Linked DNA regions of Homo sapiens: region 2 is linked to region 1. Evidence: chromatin loops called from intact Hi-C (ENCODE). Cell type or tissue: heart left ventricle. All regions are shown on one strand.

Region 1 (2,500 bases):
CCTCTGGGCTAGGGGGTAGGGAGGTGGGAGCACCATTGTTTCTAACAATGGAATGCAATTGCAGCAGCCTGAGGGATACGGGGTCACTAGGCCTCCTACTTGAGGTTCAAACCCTGTAAGCATCTTCTATGCAGAGGAGTTTGGAAATGCACTCACTGTCTGGTCAGAACTCAGGCTGTTGGTAAGACTTAAATATCTCCCTGTTTTCCACAGGTGCGAGGTAGGGCCTAGTTAAAAAGCCTTTGCATAGGTCTCTCACATAATGACAACAAAATACATTCCAATGAAGGAAAAGACTTTACTTCCCTAGAGGAAAAGGACAGGCCATGGTTTTATAGGACCCAAATTCTTCTTTCCCCTAAGCTGCTGGTGCTGGCGGTCACTGATGGGAGAGGGAGGGCTGGCGCCTCCCTGTGCTAGGCTGGGAGCCCTTTGGGAGAGTGTGGAGCTCCTGGAGACATCAACTGACAGGGCTCTGGCCAGGAGTCCTTGGGAGGCCCCGTCACCCAAGAACCCCTCACCCTAGAGCAGGCCTCCCCAGCCTTGGCCCCCACTCACTTCATGGGGGACTTCCACGCCCAAGTCAGCTTCCATCAGGAAGATCCTGGCGATCTTCTCACATGGCCCATGCAGGATTCTGGAAATCAGCGGGTACTCGCAGTCTTTTAATTTTGTCCGCTCTGAAAAAGAAGGTGGTTTACAAAAATCACGGGAGATTAGGATCACCTCTGTCTGTTCCAGATTAGGAACTGATAGAAAATGTGCGTCTAGGGGCGCAGGGAACCCTAAGAACACAGACCTCGCTAACAGCGCTGCCCTGAGAGATTCCTGCTCATGCAGAAGGGAGGCAGAACAGGGCCCCCAGATCTGCCACTTTGGCATAAGGATTAAGTGGAGCGGCTGGCAATTGAGAAGAAGAAGATACAAGTGAGGCTCTTTGCCCTCCCCTATTTGCCAAAAAGCAGGACATAAATTTGTCAAGGTGTGCCCCCGTCCCTCTCTAGGCAATGATGGAGTTAATCACCAGAGACAACCCGAGCCCCTCCTCAGCCTGGAGAGGGCACCAGAGGAACCTGCACAGCACGTCCCGCTGAAGCCCTTCCCTTCCCGCAGCTCCCCGTGCGGTGACCTTCCCACCCTTCGCCTCCCCAGAAACTCAGGCCCTTCTCCTCTGTCTTGTCACTTCTCTAAAAACTTACTGCTCTTTTGTGAATATGCTATTTAAGCCCAAATTCTGACCATTCATCCCTGGATATTCCAAAGGGCATGCATGATGCAAGTGTTAACAAACTTCTGTTTGTTCTTCTCCTTAATCTGTCTTTTGTTAATCTAAATACAGGGCCCCAGCCAGTGAACCTAAATGGGTAGAAAGAGAAGATAATTTTCCTCCCCTACAGTGTCATTCAGCAAAGGTGCAGCTTGAAGAGAAACAAGATCTGAGGGGTGGGAGAAAGGAAAGCTGAGACGGGAGGGCCAGGGCCTGATGCACTGCGACACGCACCCCACCCTTCCTGACTCGGCGCCAAGGAGCTAGGTACCCACCCATCCATTTCTCTGGAAGAGGCGGAGAGGGAGGCTTCCTATAGCTTGGTGGGATTCTCCTTCAGAATCCTGAAAGAATTAAACTTAATGTACTGAGCGACCTAGAAAATCCAAGGACATTTTAATGTGCTTTAAATTCGAAGCCAAAAGTATGTTTTCTTTTCCTCAAGGCTTCCATAGTGTGCCTGGGTTTGGGTGGGGGAGAAATGTTCATGCTGGGAGGCACAGTGTGCCCTAGCCCACTAGGCAAGCCAGCACGGAGCCCATCTGGAAGGGAGTACAGTCAGTGGTTGGTGGGGAGGGGGCTTGCTGAACAGGTAGAGACCTTTTGCTTTTACGATCCAGAAGTGGGGCAGGTACTTACCCCCAGACTCGTGAACGATGTAGAGTGCGAACTCACTGGGGCCATCTTCCACCTGCACAGGCAGTCACAGGAAGTCAGATCACGGTGCTTGGAGATGGGAGAGAACTGAGAGGGTCCCCTGACAGTAACTACACCCCCAGTAACACACACGCAAGTTGCAAGGAACCTGTCCTCTCCCAACCTCCTCTTGCTTGAAATCCGAGAAACCAAAGCTCAGCAGAGGGACCCTTGCTAGACCTTCTGCCCAGGCAGCTTCTGCCACGGGCAGCTTTCCCCAGAACCCCACCCCCAACAGAATAGCAGACCACTGGCATCCTGGGGCAAGGCTGCTCCTGACCAGGCTTACCCTAAATTTGTTCAGCAGCAGGGTGAGCACCTGCAGGGTTGTCATGGTGCTGTTGACCCTCACATTGGTCACGGATCCATAGGCTGGAGTAAACACGGAGGTCTGTACCAGGAAGGGAGAGAAGTTCAGGTCAGGCCCAGAGGGGACAAGGGACTGACATCACAACGGTGAACAGACCAAGGCAGCAGGTGACGCTGAGATCTGGGAACACCTGCACCTGTCCATTCACGCTGATGCACACATAAGCT
Region 2 (2,500 bases), 58 kb after region 1:
AGGTCAGAGAGGGCAGTGGGGCAGGTAAGGTCCCTGGAGCCACCACTGGAGCTAGACTTTGAGGGGCTCAGCTCCTCCTGCTCAGAGTCCACCTGTGCTGGGGCTGCATATCTCTACCCCTGTGCTCTTACCTGGGATGGTCACGTGCCAGACCAGGACCGGGTGGAGGAAGCAGGCCACCGACAGCAGCAGGTAGGCCAGGAACTTCTGGAAGCAGCCCAGCCAGTGGGCTTTCTCCCTTACTCTGTCTGCCAGGGACCCTGGTTGACACCTGGGGAGAGGGAGTCCAGGTTAGCATAATGTGTCCCAGGAAAACCCCAGCAAGACTGGATGCCATGGAGTCTGGGCCAGGCCCTGCTGTGGGCATGCTCTGCAGTGGGCCCTGGCTGAACAGAAAGCCCTAGCGGTCCTTGGTGTGGGTTCCACAATGAGTGGATTTGCCTGAGTCCCTCTAGAGGGTCCACAAGTTTTTGAAAGGCTGCCCAGACCTGTTTTTCTGGTCGAAGGGGAAGCAAGTTAAATGTTCTCAGGATGCTGCATGAGTTAGTGAGGAAGACAGCTGGAGGCTCAGGGCTCACTGGGAAGTCTGCACTAATGCAGAGAAAGTGTGCAGTTTGGGAGCCACCTGCCTGGGACAGTTGTGCTTGTAGTGCACTGCATAAGAGGCTTGGCCAGGTGAGTGAGCAGGCTGGCACCCAGCTGTGCCCTGTTCACCCAGCCTTGCTTAGGCACAGTACAGTGTTGGCCCAGAAGGGCTTCTTTTCTAACTGTATACACAGGGACCACACATAGCCCTGGCAGAAGCCTGATGCTGAGCAGCTTCCTTCAGGGGCGCTGCCTCCATGTTTCACAGGGGGCAAGTGCCTGCCTTTAGACCCAGCGCCTCCATCCTCTGAATTGGCCTAGAGCTGGGGCTCTACACAGCCACATCCTGCCCCTCTAGCTTTGAGGGAGTGCTCAGGCTGTCCAGGTGGCCCAAAGCACTGCTCTCTTATGCTCGCAGGCTGGACTGCCATGGCTCACTGGTGCCCCCTGGTGCCCATTCCTGCGTGTGTGTGGTGGCAGGGTGCGGTGGAGTCCATCCAGGGTCCATTCCTCCCCAGCCTTCTCCCCAGCTGAAGTTTCAAGCACAGCTTGGCAGTGGAATTCAGCAGAAAGGGGAAAGCTTTCTGCCTTAGGGCTGGTGAGCCTGAGAGGCAGCCAGTGGCCTTGCAAGGTGCTGGGACATCTGGATCTGAAGACTGGCTCTCTCACTGACCACCCAGGGACCAGTGTCTAGGTTCTGAGAGCCGCAGTCCTCGGTCTCACCGATAACAGCTTCCACATACTGAGTGTAGGCTGGGAAGCAGCAAGGGCCTCACGAGATCCTGCAGGGTCTGCACTCCTGCCCCACGAAGGGGTGTAGAGACATACTGCCCCTGACTTGCCCCCGGGCCCTAGGAAGAGACAGAGCCAGTTCCCAAACCCAGGTCTGCTCACTCCCAGCTGGGCCTTCTGCAGGGTCCTCACCCCATGGCAGATGGCTCAGACACTGGGGCCCAGTGACTGGCTGCTCCTGGTGAGGGGGAGCTGGACTTTTCTGGGGATTCTGGGCAAGGACAGGCCCTGAATGACTGTGTCAGTTGGTTCTCTTGGTTGGGACCAGGGCAAAGAAGGCAATGGAGCCCCTTGGGCCTGTGCCCACCTCCAGGCCAGGCTGATTGTACCTCGGTGGGGGGCTCCTGTCCACAGTGGCTTCAGGAGCAGGACATCCCCTGGTTGTGGGCTCTTGGGTGGAGACATCTGTGGTGTCTGGGGCTGGGGTGGACAATGGAGGGGTCTCTCTGGAAACTACTTACTGGAAGCAGATGGCCAGCAGCTGAGCCACAAAGTAGGCCCCTTCACATATGGAGACAGCGGCTCCTGTAAACCTGCAGGTGGAGACAGGTGAGGGAGGCTGGCGCCTCTGTCTTCCTTTGCTTTCCTGAGGGCTGTCTTCTCACACGTGGCCTCCTGACATCACATCTACAGCCAATGGACTCACCTGGATTCCCCCAGACAACATTCACCACGGGCTGTCTCCAGGACATGGCGTGTTCCGGACTGGGCCATGCTGGGGAGAGGTGGGGTCTGGGGTTCAGAGATGGGTGGGGAGGGCACCGTGGCCAGCAGGTGACATGGCCTTCACCTGGCACCCTGTGTGACACTGGCAGGCACATCCTTCTACCTGCTGGTCACCAGGATGGACACCCACTGCCTGTGTTCCAGCCTTAAACCTGGACCTGTTCCTGACCCTTTCCTTCTTCCTTTTCCTATTATCCAAATAGTCACCAGGAGCTGTTGATTACATTCCTTCAATACCTTCCAAATCGCTCCTGTTCTCTGACCTCATGGGCATTGCCTGGGTTCAGGCCCTGCCCCCTGGACCCCTGCACCAGTTCCACTTCCTCACTTACCCCAGGCCTGTCTCCTGCTCCCCCACTGTGTCACTCTGGGCTGCCTGACACCTGAATCTGATCAT

The links. Hi-C counts contacts between places; a loop is a spot of excess contacts. Peaks named below come from ENCODE experiments on the same cell type or tissue, not always from the same donor. Only the 100,000 strongest peaks of a DNase experiment are listed, where the experiment ranks them.
Region 2: it touches region 1 in a loop (10-fold over the local background); 30 of 110 quality-filtered maps call a loop at or near these places.

The regions. Positions count from the first base shown.
Region 1 is chr10:44,989,128-44,991,627 of GRCh38, reverse strand. RASSF4 (Ras association domain family member 4) reads right to left here. Exons shown (of 11, transcript NM_032023.4): 7 at 2,253-2,354; 8 at 1,907-1,958; 9 at 559-680. Among named protein-coding and RNA genes, the nearest start is that of ZNF22-AS1, 10 kb to the left of the region's middle. RefSeq lists an enhancer at 1-626. In heart left ventricle, a CTCF peak has its summit at 1,055 (motif pointing right); no DNase peak of the experiment used is centred here; H3K27ac peaks cover 1,893 bases.
Region 2 is chr10:44,931,408-44,933,907 of GRCh38, reverse strand. It overlaps TMEM72 (transmembrane protein 72), which reads right to left. Exons shown (of 5, transcript NM_001123376.3): 3 at 1,839-1,910; 4 at 132-271. All of the region lies in intron 1 of TMEM72-AS1 (TMEM72 antisense RNA 1), which reads left to right. Among named protein-coding and RNA genes, the nearest start is that of TMEM72, 21 kb to the right of the region's middle. RefSeq lists enhancers at 134-840, 841-1,548. In heart left ventricle, a CTCF peak has its summit at 1,032 (motif pointing left); DNase peaks (open chromatin) are centred at 1,007 and 2,107.